3 separate regions of the Homo sapiens genome follow, and regions 2 and 3 are each linked to region 1. The links are chromatin loops, found by intact Hi-C in ENCODE. Cell type or tissue: CD4-positive, alpha-beta T cell. All regions are shown on one strand. Region 1 has its middle 15 kb from the start of HLA-DQA1. Region 2 has its middle 34 kb from the start of HLA-DQB1. Region 3 has its middle 26 kb from the start of HLA-DQB1.

Region 1 (5,000 bases):
GAACCTGGGAGTCAGAGGTTTCAGTGAGCCAAGATTGTGCCACTATGCTCCAGCCTCCAGAGAGTGTGAGATTCTGTCAAAAAAAAAAAAAAAAAGACATTAGAGATACCTATGCAAATGGAAAGATATACTATATTCATAAATAAAATATCCAAAATATAAACACAATTTTTCTCTGAGTTAATCTATAGAACCAATGCAGTTCTACTCAAAATCCCAACATAATATTGTGGAATCACTATGCTGATTATAAATAATTATAGAAGAGCAATTGTTTAAGACTAGCCTACAAGTTAGTTACACATGCAAATAAACAGTTTGGTTTCTTTACTAGTTATACATAGAAAGAAACAGGTTGGTAAGATTTTGCCCGGCTAGTCCTCAATCTATCATCAGACTTAAGTATAAATAGGAGAGTTGTATTGATGCATGGATAAACCTATAGACAAACGAACAAAAACAGTGGGCCCAGAACCAACTCACTCATATGTAAAATCATATGTATGTTGGAGTTGGCATTGGAATTTACTTATGAAATAGTGCAGTAAGTCATCCTGAGAGAATTTGTTATCCAGACGGAAAACTCAACATTGGATTCATACAACATAGTATCCACAAAAATCAATTCAATTCAGGCTAATCAAATGTGAACAGGAACCACAGTGAACTATCACCTTATCCCAGTTGGAATGCCTACTATCAAAAAGGCAAAAACAAAAAAATGCTGGTAAGGAGGAGGGTAAAAGGGAACTTTTATACACCATTAGTAGGAATGTAAATTAGTACAGCCATTATGGAAAACTGTATGGAGGTTTCTCAAAAAACTAAAAATAGAGCTATCATACCATCTAGCAATCCCATTACTGAATATTTAGCCAAAGGAAAAGTAATTTTTAAATTTTTAAAATAGAAAATTTAGAAGATTATTTTATGAACTGAAGTAGGGAAATATTTCTTAACAGGGATGAAATAGCAAAAAAAATTTAAAATTTTTAATAAATATACTTTAATACATATTTTAAAAAACTTAATCAAAATACACTTTAAAAACATGACACAAATTGGAAGAAGTTATTTTTAATACATATAATATAGGAAAATTAAGTTGTAAAAACTAAAATTTAAGTCTTATAAGCTTAAATCTATCTATACATATGACATTTTTATATTTATAAAAATAATAAGAAATTCAGTGCCACTCCAGGGATGACAGCTAGTTTGTGAAAAGGAAGCATAGCAGGTCAATACATAATGTGAAAAGATTTCCACCCTTATTAGTAATCAGATAAACACATTTCAAATCACTAGGAAGTATCATTTAATTCTCAAGAGATGGGCAAAATGAAGTCTGACAATAATTTATTGGCAAGAAAATTCATTAGTGTGAACAATTAAACACTTCTAGTGGGGGTATAAATTCATACAACTAGTTATGGTAAAGTTGTAAACACAAATATAGTGCATAGAACTTCTAGTCTTAGACACTGGTTCTAAAGAAACATTAGGTATGTGGACAAGGAAGCATGCACAGGGATGTTAACAGAGGTGTAGGTCATAATAGCAAACAGAAAGAAAAGAAATAACCAGAAGTCTATCATGGAAAGGTTCTCAGAAGCAAAATTCCTGCACCCTTGGTTATGGATCCACAGAGGCTTCATGTGAAGAAGGCATTCAGATCAAATGCTCAAAGTGGAGTAAGATATCATTGTCTTTCACAGAATCACTTAATAGACTGCAGCAGATCTCCCTTGACCAACCCCCCAAAACCAGTCAAATTCTTCATTTTCCCCAAAGTGAGGACTCCCACATTAAGAAGCCCTCAGTACTGAGATAACTAGCAGATAAACTCATCCATTGCAAGGGTGGTCTTGATGCAGGGCCAGCAAGCCTCAAAACTGGGGCTTCACCCGAGAGTGTTCTTGGCTTCACTCGGGAAAGATTCCAAGGATGAGACAGTGGTGTTAGACAGCAACTTTTATTGAACCAAGCTACTCCTTGCAGAGCAGGGTTACCCCATAGGCAGTGTGCCCAGAATAGTAGCTCAGAGGCAGTTCTGCAGTCATATTTATACTCACTTTTAATTATATGCAAATTAAGAGGTGGACTATGCAGAAATTTCTAGAAATACGGTAGAAATTTCTGCATAATCCACCCCTTAATTTATAGATGGTAACTCCAATTACCACTTCAATGACCCCAGTGGGTCATTATTGCCATAGAAAGAAGTGGTAACCTCTGGGTGTTGCCATAGCAATGGTAAACTGACATGGCACACTGGTAGGCATGTCTTATGGAGAGGTGCTTCTGCCCCATCCCTGTTTTAGTTAATTCTCAATTTGATCTGATGTCCGAGCCTCACCTACTACTTCAGTCTTATGACCCCCAGACTCCCCAGTTGATAAGAAGATGCATGAGTAAAGGAGGAAATTGAGAGATGCTTCCTTTCGGTGTCCAAGTGTCAAAAAGGATTCCTAGTCTTAATTAAGAAATCTACTGAAAGAAAGTGATTACAGAATTTACAAGTTGACTTGGTGATGCCTCGAAAAGAGTGAGAAAGCTACAACAAACTACAAGACAGAAAAACCACGAGAGCTAAAAATGAGCATTTTGTGGTACCAATCTTGCTGTAAAAGTCTTAATATTTTGTGTATCTTTCTCAGCACTAGACTAGAACATATATGCCAATGGGTAGTGATACACAACTGTCACTGGTAAAGTTGCATACCAATTCACAATCCTATTCTCATACCCAAGTTACTACTACACATTGCTCTTGAGTCAGTAGCTGCATTTGCCACCCTGGCTCAAAATATCAGCCATCACATTTAGTAAATTCTAACATACAAAGCAAATTAGCACTGATTTATCAGATTTACCATTGGGTGGGGTGAGGAGGAGGAGGATGCTGGCTGACTTAGCCCAGTCCCTTAAGAGCTCTGTTCCAGAGAATATACTTGTGCTCTTCCTCCATGGCCCAGCATATGCACAGGGCTCCAGTCATTTGCCTCCAGCAGGGGGCTCTTCCACACTCATTCACAGTCAGCTGGATTCCAATCTCTGCTCAAGTGTGAGCAATGTAGATCCAGCCCCCTGGTTAATGTATTCATCACTGTTCAAGCCCAGTCTCTTTCAGATGTTGAGACAGTGGCCCTAACTCTGTGTGGCTGGCCCAGAGCTGTGCACCTACCCTCACTTTCATACCACATTAATTTCAGATCCTTATTGTCATGGGTTTCCCAACTACTTTTTTTTCTTCAGGGGAAACCTCCACAATGTAGTTTCTAATATGTTGAATTCATACTCCAGAAAGTGTCCTGTAGAATAATGTCTTACTGAAAACGGCCATCACAGCCAGGAGTCCTTAACTATGTTCTTTGATACCCTTAGTTACAGTTTGTTGTCATGTTCTTCACATCTTGTGTGAAGATTGTTCAAGTATTGGCCAAAGGATATGTCACTATCTAAAATTCACATTGAGAACCTCAGAGTAACTAATAATAAGTGTGATGCTTGTAGGAAAAGAAGAGCTGTTTGGTCACAGGATGTGGTTATTAGAATAGGGTTGTGGTTGAAGGGGAAGGATGATGACATAAATCTTTGCATAAACCACATTAACATGAAACCTTGATATTATCATTACATACTTTTCTTTTTATCTAATAAGGCAAAGTAGAGAAGTCAGCATCATTTGTCTCTGGCAGACTAAACTGTCAAGAAGGCATACCCAAGGTTGGTGGCAGGGGGAGCTTCATTAGCATTAGGAATAATAGAAAATATCAAAGAATAAGTTTTGTAAGAAATACATAGACTCAACAGAAAGTAAAAAATGTACTTTACTGAAAAGAAAACAAACTATAAATGAATCATGAAGTTGGATGGAGATATAATCTATAGATTTAAAACTGTTTTTATTCAAAATAATGAGATTTTAAAAAATAATAAATGTTCTGAAAGTCTAGGATAAGTATACTGTCCTGTATTGTTGATTTTTTAAAGAGTAGTAGAGTGTATTATATAGCATATTATATAAAGACATGGGCCTGAGTTAGGCAGTCTTTTTGTTTGTTGAGGTAAAATTCACATAACAAAATTAACCCATTTTAAGGTGCACAACTCAGTAGCATTTAGTGCATTCACCATGTTGTACAACCATCACTTCTATGTAGTTCCATAACATTTTCATCACCTCCAAAGGAGACCTTGTACCCATTAAACAGTCACTCCCCATTCCCACTTCCTCCTCAGCAACCACAATCTGATTTTAGACAGGCCTTGTTTTGCATCTATGGTAGTGCAATTTCTACATCAATCTATGCAGAAGGAGCTTAGGCCCAGAATTCTGCATGGTGGGTAGGAGCTGTGGCTTGTCTTGAAGCTGGATGTGCTTGCATAGCAAATGCTTTATCTTTATTTATGTGTGTTTGGGTTATTTAAAAAAGAATGTCTTATGAATATTATGGCTATATTGTTAATTTTCAAAGTGTTTTTGTTGTTTTACCTATGGAGAAAAGATTAATAGCAATTTGGTTTGTTTTACAAAGGGACTACCTTCTCCAATGTTTGTGAAAATAATAATTAAACTTTTGTTTGGCTTTGTTTTATGTATATATTTAAAGCTGTCTTGAATTTCTAATCTATCTGTTTTAAGTTTTTTTCTTTTTGTTTATCCTTATTGCTCTCTTAAAATGTTTTCTGTTTCTTCATATTATTTTACATATAACAGGGACTAAAAAATGGTCATGAGTTCAAAGAAATCAGATGAAATTTGGTAGGAATTTGGGGCTAATGTTTCAGGGTCTGATTCTTTCACTGGAGGACCATGAAGGCCATAGCGTGGAATTATTTTCTCTGGGCCCATTCAATTTCTTCTGAGAGGAAACTTCATGTATTTTGTTTGAGGGATAGATGCCAGCCACCTATGTGGCAGAGGTCAGAGTGGAAGAGAGGTGCGGTTAACTATTCCCCATATAATCTTTCAATTAATCTCTTGAAGTGTCCCC
Region 2 (5,000 bases), 79 kb after region 1:
CAGCAGTTCAACAACTACCTCTCTGCCATTCAGTGAGCCATGGAAGTGCCTCCCTAACAAGGTCTGACCTCACCCTTGGAAAGAAAACTGGAGAAGGCTCCTTCTTGGGTGCTCTATCTTAACCTAGGTGATGGGTTAATATCGAGTGTCAACTTGATTGAATTGAAAGATGCAAAGTATTGTTCCTGGGTGTGTCTGTGAGGGTGTTGCCAAAGGAGATTAACATTTGAGTCAGTGGACTGGGAGAGGCAAGACCCACCCTCAATCTGGGTGGGCACCATCTAATCAGCTGCCAGCACCACTAGGATAAAAGCAGGCAGAGGACCGTAGAAGGACTAGACTAGCGGTCTTCCACCCTTCATTTTTCTCCCTTGCCAGGGGCTCTGAGACCTTCAACCACAGACTGAAGGCTGCACTGTCAGCTTCCCTACTTTTGAGGTTTTGGGACTCGGACTGGCTTCCTTGCTCCTCAGATTGCAGACGGTCTACTGTGGGACTTCACCTTGTGATCATGTGAGTCAACACGCTTTAATAAACTCCCCTTTATACATACATCTATCATATTAGTTCTATCCCTCTAGATAACCCTGACTAATACACTAGGGAAGTAGCCATTTCGTATTATATTATATTATGCACTATTATATCTGCCACTGCTATATTATTTAGAGTTCTCTTTACTTCTTTCTAGCCAATCTCTTATTACTCAGATCTCTTGTTAAGATTCGTATTTCTTTATATTGATCTTTCTCATTTTACATTACTGTGTGATTTCCTCTCTCTCCTGACTAGACCCATACTTATAAACCCATAAAATTTCATTCAGGCACGAATCTAGAATAAAAATTATTCTCAGACATGCAAAGATTAGAAAAATTTGCTTCCAGAATATCCTTTTTTGGATATTAACAGACGGTGTGTCGTAGCAAAATTAGGTAGTCAAAGCAAGTAAGAGGAAGATATCAGATACCTGAAACATTATCTTCTACCAAAGAAAACAATGAAGAGAATCCCAAGATGACATCTGCTCAGCAGTCCTGGAAATCATTTCTTTTAGATTGAAACTAGAGAACTAAGGGCACCAGGAAGTGGATAAACATGATAAGTATGATCCCATAAATTTTACAGTATTGTTGAGATATTCAAAACATCTGAGGATATGATTAAAAAGTAGACTACATATATGAGGGAAAAGAAATTGCAAATAGAATCTTCATAAAAATTAAAAGATGCCCAACAAAGGAAATATATTCTCAATAATGAGCACATACGTGTTTAAAAAATACCTGGTTACAAACAAACCATAAATACTATCGGGTTTGAAAATATTAAAGATAAATTATAAATGCCAGAAGTTGGGATATGAAATAAAGAAAAAAGTAGAGCAGGAAAGAATAGGGTTAGCAGTAGCTTCATCTACAAGGAGAAAACTCAAGAGATCTTGAATATAACTGACAGAATAATAGAGTACTGTGTTTAAAAATACAGGGATTGGCCGGGCGCGGTGGCTCACGCCTGTAATCCCAGCACTTTGGGAGGCCAAGGCGGGCGGATCACGAGGTCAGGAGATCGAGACCATCCTGGCTAACACGGTGAAACCCCATCTCTACTGAAAATACAAAAAAAAAAATTAGCCGGGCATGGTGGCGGGCGCCTGTAGTCCCAGCTACTCAGGAGGCTGAGGCAGGAGAATGGCGTGAACCCGGGAGGCGGAGCTTGCAGTGAGCCAGTCGCGCCACTGCACTCCAGCCTGGGGGACAGAGCGAGACTCTGTCTCAAAAATAAATAAATAAATAAATAAATAAATAAATAAATAAATAAATAAATAAATAAAAAATGCAGGGATTACCTACAGAGGAACTAAACATAGTAAGATAATAAAATCACAAGAAAGATGTCAGAGACCTAATTTTTGGTGGTTTAAATTATCTGGTTTCATAACAGGAAGTCAATGGATGTCTAAATTAATACCCCCACATACAAAAACATACGCATATTACTGTTAAAGTCATTGAACTGGGGATAATGACAGTGGAGTAAAGGAATGGCATGAAGGGCTCTTGTTTTCATTAAAATACATCTCTATTGTTTAATCTTCAAACTATATACTGATATCCCAATAAATTTAAAATAGTAATTGTAAAGTAAATATCATTCTTACTGAAATATCAAGAATGCTGCAGATGGTGGCGGAATGTTCAATGTGAAAAAGGATAGTGGCTTGCACTAGAATGACAGCAGTGAAGTTTGTTTTAAGCATGTAATTTTATAGTACCAATCTCTTACCTGTGAGAGCATGTAAAAGACTGAGCTCCTCAGTTCTCAAACAAAAGCAGACTTTAACTCCTGCTCCAGCCATGCTTCTTTGCTTCTCAAACATCCAAAACTGCATCTCAGATTGCATCATATTCTGAGCACATGGAAGGAAGAGTACGGGAAATAAGAGTGGCTGTGTTACCACCCTCAAGGAATCCTGACCCCTCAAATCCAGACCTGCCAAGGGGCAAGGAAAAAAGGGAAAGCGGCAGCTACCTTGAATTTCTAAAGTGCAATGTCCCCACCTACTGGTGAACATGACCCAGTTAACATCCCTACAGCTGTCCATGTCCTCCTAAAACAAGAACCTTGAACTTCTTCCAGTAGTATAGAATCCGTGTCCTTTAGCACAGTTCTACACCAAAAGATAAACAAAATATTAATCCAAAATTTTTACAATGCAATGAGGGTGTGGGAATGATAATTTTAAAACATGCCGCACAAGGTTAGTTTTAAAATAACGCCATCGTTAGCATTCCCATTCCCTACTATCTATCTACTCCTCACAGCTTCTGCTCAGATTGTCTTCTCTCCATTGTCTCTTCCATCTCCCTGTACAAACCTCCTCTCTTACACTGCCTTTCCTGCCAACACACTGCTTCCCCATGTGTTAAGTTGGCAGCCTTTTTTCCCTCTCATTGTTTTCTGGCTTCTGATATTTCAGATAAGAAATTTGATTCCAGTCTGGTTCTCGTCCTTTTATGTGTAAACTGTTTATTTCCTTCTTGGAAGCCAATAGATCATTTTTATTACCATTTTATTTTCTGATTGTGTAGTAAAAATTTTCATCCCTCCAGCTACAGAACTATTTGTATATTTTCATGATTCCACTTGATTCCTTTAAATTGCATGAATCTTATCTAGCCAGAGACTAAAGTCTTCCTTTCCTTCAGAAAAAAAAAATCTTCGATTTTTTATTGTATCCTATATTTTTTCTATTTTTCCGGCACACCTATTATACAGCAGTTGGAGATGGCTGTATAGATAGAACTTTCTCAACATATTTTCACAATTTTATGTGTTCCAAGGTAGTTAAAACAGGAATCTGATTTCTTTTGTACTTTCTTTCCCACCCTCCTATTTTTTTTAAGACTCAGAACCACTACTTGAACACTCTAATTGATAACTGCTTAGTTATTTCTCACCTGCCTTAAAGAGTGTTTCTTCATTATGCTCAAGAATGAGAGCAATTTAAAATGAAATCATTTTAACCTGTCTCCTCAGAGACAAGTTCTGTTGGCTTCTTTTTTTCCTATGTATTATGTGTTGGTAAAATTTTCCAGTTTCTTTGCATGTCTTGTAATTTTTGTTTAATATTGATATTTTACATAAATTCTGATTCCACAATCCCTAGGAGTAAGTGCTCTTGCTGTTTGTTGTTTGTGTTAGTGACTTGCTTGGGCTAGTTCTTCCAAGTCTGTTTCCCCCTAGTATGCAGCCTATGGTGTCTCTGCTAAGTTTGTTTAATAATTTTTGTTTTCATTATTAAGCCTGATTTCCTACAATCACCCCTGGTCATCATAGCTTAATGTCAGCCTATGATTGATGAAAGATTCTGCTTAAACAATTGAGTCAGTAAGGCTTCCACACTTTGCCATTGAACTGAGTGGGATGTGGGAAATGCTTTCAAAGTTCCGGGACTTTACAGGTATGTCCCAATTTTTACTTTCTGCCTTCACATGTCCTTATATTCAGCCAGGTCTCTCCTGAGCAGGCTTAACCAAGCTGATGCAGACAGCTTTCCACACCACTGGGGATAAATGAGATTTTAGCAAGGCTATTTTTGACTATCTCATTCTCTGGATCTCCCTGGTAAAATTCCTGACTGGCCTGCCATCATGACTTCAAGCTAGTTGAGATGTTAGCCTTCCATAATTATTTGCCCTGAGGTCTATGCTGTTTTCTACAAAATGCCAAGACGTTATTTTGAGGGTGTGTGTGTGTGTGTGTGTGTGTGTGTGCATGCATGTGCGTGAGCTCTTTTCCAAAAAATGTGTGTGAGCTCCCTCTGGCAGGTTAAGAAGAGCTGTCTAATCCCATGGCCTGTCCTCCCACACAGGTAGAAATTCTGCACCATAAGTTGAGGTGAAGGAAGTTGGTGAAAGCATACTCTGGCCAAAATAATACTGATTTTGCTGTTTTTATTAGGATTCAGTTTAGATTCTCTTAACTAAATGCTTCTCAATGTTCGTATCCTTTGGTCAATTTCCAGAGTCTTTAAATGATTGTTTTTGGCAACGTTGTCCAATGTTCTCACTGCTTTTTAGATTCGTTGAAATGTTTTGATGTCAATATATGTGGTATATTTTTATGTATTTTCTACGTGAATTTGAAAATAAGCTGTATATAGCATTTGGTACATACACACTTAGGATTATATGTCTTTTTGATGTATTGACTCTTTTTCATTATGAAAAATTTATCTCCAGTAATATTCCTTATTTGTAAAGTTTTCTTTGTCTGATATTAATGTAGCCACTCCAGCTTTCTTGCCCAGTGTATATTTTTTCATCCTTATATTTTTAACCTGTGTCTTCATACTTAAAATGCATTTCTTATGGACAGTGTATGGTCAAAAGTCTTGCTTATTTATCCAGTTTAGAAATATGCATTTAATGTAATTACTGAAGTACTGGATTTAAGTCTACCCCCTTGCTGCTTTTTGTTTTTGGTCCATCTGTTCT
Region 3 (5,000 bases), 71 kb after region 1:
GAAAAGTGAACTAGGTAACAAATGAGAAGACTTACATACGCTTAGTTCTTGCAGGAGGAAAGGAACTATCTGGGTATGGAAAAGGTTACTAGGCAAGATTGTGATTGAAGAGAAAGGATAATGATAAAGGGGCTTTGCAGAAGCTCTGGTTAGAAGAAATAACTAATAGTAATGAATATGTATCTCTCCAACCAATGAGAAGCATATGATGAGGCAGAGTCACTTGTCTCTGGCAGTCCAAGCTACTAAGAAGCACAAATAAAATATATAGTAGCAGGGGGAGATGGGAAGGGTGAGAGAATGTAGGATAAATTACCATTCAAACTGCCGGTAGAAATATAAAATTGTAAGGAATAAATTCCACAAAAAAATACAGTGTTTTAATTACAAAAATTTACCATGCAGCATAAAGACATAAATGATTTAAGAAACATGACATGTTCAGAGATGGGAGTGTAATTTTGGGCTTGTATTTTCAAACAAAATTCATATGACAATGAGAATTCAAACAGTTTAGATTATTAAAATTAAATTTAATGAAGTTGGTAGCTATATTCTGGTTATGTACAAGAATGTATCCTTTTCTTAGGAAATACACACTGAAGTACTTAAGGATAAAGAGTTCTGATGAGTGCAATTTCAGGAAAAAAAATATATAAGTACAAAATACTATTCTTATTGCAAGTTTTCTTTAAGTTTACTTTTTTATTTTTTTTTTTTGAGCAGAATAGTTGTCCAGGTGCAGTGGCTGACTTATTTATTTATTTATTATTTTTTTAATATATATGTTTTATTATACTTTAAGTTCTAGGGTACATGTACACAACGTGCAGGTTTGTTACATATGTATACATGTGCCATGTTGGTGTGCTGCACCCATTAACTCATCATTTACATTAAGTATATCTCCTAATGCTATCCCTCCCTCCTCCCCCCTCCCCACAACAGGCCCCCATGTGTGTGATGTTCCCCTTCCTGTGTCCAAGTGTTCTCATTGTTCTTTTTTACAAACTAAAATGAAAAAATCTACATGAGGCTATAAAAATATTACCTCTATAAAATAAAAACAAAATGGAATGTAAAAAGAGACTGGACACACCATAATGTGAAGATTCTCCTTTTTTGTGTACTCATATATCCAAAAAGGAAACTTTCCATTTTGTAGTTGGGAAGTAGAGCCAAGATGTAGGAGTAGGAGGGGAGTTGAGAACCAACAATTCAGTAAAAATGCTTTCAGTCAATTCCCATCTGTACTCAAAAAAAAAAAAAAATTTTTTTTTTTGAGACAAAGTCTTGCTTTTGTCCCCCAGGCTGGAGTGCAATGGCTTGATCTCAGCTCACTGCAACCTCCGCCTCTTGGGTTCAAGCGATTCTCCTTCCTCAGCCTCCCGAGTAGCTAGGATTACAGGCACCTGCCACCATGCTTGGCTAATTTTTGTATTTTTAGTAGAGACGGGGTTTCACCATGTGGCCAGGCTGGTCTCGAACTCCTGACCTCAGGTGATCTGCCCTCCTCGGCCTCCCAAAGTGCTGGGATTACAGGTGTGAGCCACTGCACCTGGCCTCAAAATTTAAATAATTAGGTAACAAACTATGACACAATTATATACAGTCCTTCAAAACAATGTTTTAGAAAGATATTTAATGACAAAATAGAGTTGTTTACCATATGTTAAATTTAAAAGGAGTTACAAATTAGCACATTCACTGTGATCTAAAACCTCTAAATCTGTTTATGTTTTTATTTATATCTACATTTATAGCTTTGAAGCCCTCCCAATATCAACTGTCACCCAAGGTTCTAAAATACAATAAAAGTGATCTTGTTTTCTTCTGTTCTTGGTTATAATTCTAAGATGGTCTGACAAGTCTATTGTGATTGACTTTAAAAATACAGATGTTAAATGAAATCTGTATGTGGAACTATTGGTCTCAATGATATATGCAACTCTGGAAGTTGGGTACTCAGCTTTATCTAATCTCTCCCTTTGCTCACCTCCACCAGGCTTGCAACGCCCTCTACAGTCCAGGCAACAGGTACATGGTTTTCAATCCCATTTGAACTGCTTCTGGGTCTCCCTATGTTGCCTAGGCTGGTTTCATACTCCTGAGCTCAAGCAATCCTCCCACCTTGGCCTCTCAAATTGCTCAAGCATCTTCTCTGAACCCAGTTGAATAAAACTGGAAATTAATAAGAAGAGAAATTTGGGAAACTATAAAAATACATGGAAATTAAACAATATGCTCCTGAATGACCAGTGGGTCAATGAAGAAATTAAGAGGGAAATTGAAACATTTATTGAAACAAATGACAATGAAAACACAACATACCAAAACCCATGGGATACAGCAAAAGCAGTAATAAGGAGGAAGTTTATAGCTATAAGTGCCTACATCAGAAAAGGAGAAACTTTAAATTAGCAATCTAATGATGCATCTTAAAAACTAGAAAAGCAAGAGGAAACCAAAGCAAAAATTAGTTGAAGAAAAGAAAAAGTAAAGATCAGAGTGGAAATAAATGAAATTGAAAAAAATACAAAAGATCTATGAAACAAAAATTTGCTTTTTTGAAAAGTTAAACAAAATTGACAAACCTTTAGCAAGACAAACTAAGAAAAAAAGAGAGAAGATCCAGATAAATAAAATCATAAATGGAAAAGGAGACATTACAACTGATACTGCAGAAATTCAAAGGATCATTAGTGGCTACTATGAGCAACTATATGCTATAAATTGGAAAACCTAGAAGAAATGGACAAAGTCCTAGACACATGCAACCTACCAAGATTAAAACAGGAAATAACTCAAAACCTAAAAAGATCAATAACAACAAGATCAAAGTCACAATAAACAGTCTACCAGTAAATAAATTCCAGGACCTGATGACTTCACTGCTGAATGCTACCAAACATTCAAAGAAGAACTAATACCAATCCTACTCAAATTATTCCAAAAAATAGAGAAGGAGGGAATACTTCTACAAGTATTTTATGAGGGAATACTTCTAAACTCATTCTATGAGCCCAGTATTACCTTGATACCAAAACCAGACAAAGACACATAAAAAAAACCTGTAGGCCAATATCTCTGATGAATATTGATGCAAAAATCCTCAACAAAATATTAGTAAACTGAATTAAACAATACATCAGAAAGATCACTCATAACAATCAAGTGGGATTTATCGCTGGGATGCAAGGATGGTTCAACATACACAAATTAACGTGATACATCACATCAACACAATGAAGATAAAAATAAAATGTTCATTTTAATTGATGCTGAAAAAAGCATTTGATAAAATTTAACATCATTTCATGTTAAAAATTCTCAAAAACTGGGGATATAAAGAACATACTTCAACATAATAAAAGCCATATATGACAGACCCACAGCTAGTATCATACTGAATGGGGAAAAACTGAAAGTCTTTTTTCTAAGATCTGGAACATGACAAGGATGCCACTGTCACCACTGTTATTCAACATAGTACTGGAAGTCCTAGCTAGAGCAATTAGACAAGAGAAAGATATAAATGGCATCCAAATTTAAAAGGAAGAAGTCAAATTATCCTTGTTTGCAGAGGATATGCTCCTATATTTATAAAAACTTAAAGACTCCACAAGAATACTATTAGAACTGATAAATTCAATAAAGTTCCAGGATAGAAAATCAGCACATAAAATCAGTAGAATTTCTATATGCCAATAGTGAACAATGTGAAAAAGAAATTTAAAAAGTAATTCTATTTAAAATAGCCACACACAAAATGAAATACCTAGGAATTAACTTGACCAATGAAGTGAAAAATCTCTATAATAAAAGAAATTGAGGAATAAGAAATCTCTATAATAAAAGAATTTTTTATAATAAATTCTGTATTCTATTATAATTCTATAATAAAGGAAATTGAGAATAAGAAATCTCTATAATACAAGAAATTTTTTTATAATAAAAAAAGGAAACATGTTCCATGTTCATGGCTTGGAAGAATCAATAGTGTTAAAATGTCCATACTACCCAAAGCAATCTACAGATTCAACACAATCACTATCAAACAACCAATGACATTTCTCACAGAAATGGAAAAAAATCTTAAAATTATATGGAACCACAAGACTCAGAATAGCTAAAGCCATCCTAAGCAAAAAGAATAAAACTAGAAGAATCACATTACTGACTTCAAATTATGCTACAGAGCTATGGTAACCAAAACAGCATGGTACTGGCATAAAAACAGACGTATAGACCAGTGGAATGGACTAGAGAACCCAGAAGCAAATCCACAAGCCTACAGTGCACTCATTTTTGACAAAAGTGCCAAAAACATACACTGGGGAAAAGACAGTCTCTGCAATAAGTGATGCTGGGAAAACTGGATATTCATATGCAGAAGAATAAAACTAGACTCGTTTCTCTCATCATATACAAAAATCAAATCAAAATGGATTAAGGACTTAAATCTAAGACCTCAAACCATGAAACTACTACAAGAAAACATTAGGGAAAATCTCCAGGACATTGGTCTAGGCAAAAATTTCCTGAGTGATACTCTACAAACACAAGCAACCAAAGCACCAATGGAGAAATGGGATTACATCAAGTTAAAAAGCTTCTGAACACAAAGGATACAATCAACAAAGTGAAGAGACAACCCACAGAATGGAAGAAAATATCTCCAAACTACCCATCTGATGAGGGATGAATAACCAGAATATATAAGGATTCAAACAACTCTATAGGAAAAAACTAATAATCCAATCAAAAGTTGGGCAAAAGATTTGAATAGATGTTTCTCAAAATAAGACATACAAATGACAAACAGGCATATGAAAAGGTGCTCAACATCATTGATCATCAGAGAAATGCAAATCAAAACTACAATGAGGTATCATCTCACTCCAGTTAAAAATGGCTGATATCGAAAAGACAGGCAATAGCAAATGCTGGGAAGGATGTGAAATAAAGAACACTTGGACACTATTGGTGGGAACGTAAAT

The links. Hi-C counts contacts between places; a loop is a spot of excess contacts. Peaks named below come from ENCODE experiments on the same cell type or tissue, not always from the same donor. Only the 100,000 strongest peaks of a DNase experiment are listed, where the experiment ranks them.
Region 2: it touches region 1 in a loop (4-fold over the local background); 19 of 110 quality-filtered maps call a loop at or near these places.
Region 3: it touches region 1 in a loop (8-fold over the local background); 24 of 110 quality-filtered maps call a loop at or near these places.

Annotation. Positions count from the first base shown.
Region 1 is chr6:32,619,619-32,624,618 of GRCh38, forward strand. No RefSeq gene overlaps it. Among named protein-coding and RNA genes, the nearest start is that of HLA-DQA1, 15 kb to the right of the region's middle. In CD4-positive, alpha-beta T cell, CTCF peaks have their summits at 3,008 (motif pointing right) and 3,218; DNase peaks (open chromatin) are centred at 3,093, 3,553 and 4,253; H3K27ac peaks cover 2,598 bases.
Region 2 is chr6:32,698,132-32,703,131 of GRCh38, forward strand. No RefSeq gene overlaps it. Among named protein-coding and RNA genes, the nearest start is that of HLA-DQB1, 34 kb to the left of the region's middle. In CD4-positive, alpha-beta T cell, CTCF peaks have their summits at 2,514 (motif pointing left) and 2,714; a DNase peak (open chromatin) is centred at 2,560; H3K27me3 peaks cover 198 bases.
Region 3 is chr6:32,690,204-32,695,203 of GRCh38, forward strand. No RefSeq gene overlaps it. Among named protein-coding and RNA genes, the nearest start is that of HLA-DQB1, 26 kb to the left of the region's middle. In CD4-positive, alpha-beta T cell, CTCF peaks have their summits at 2,010 (motif pointing left) and 2,209; a DNase peak (open chromatin) is centred at 2,028.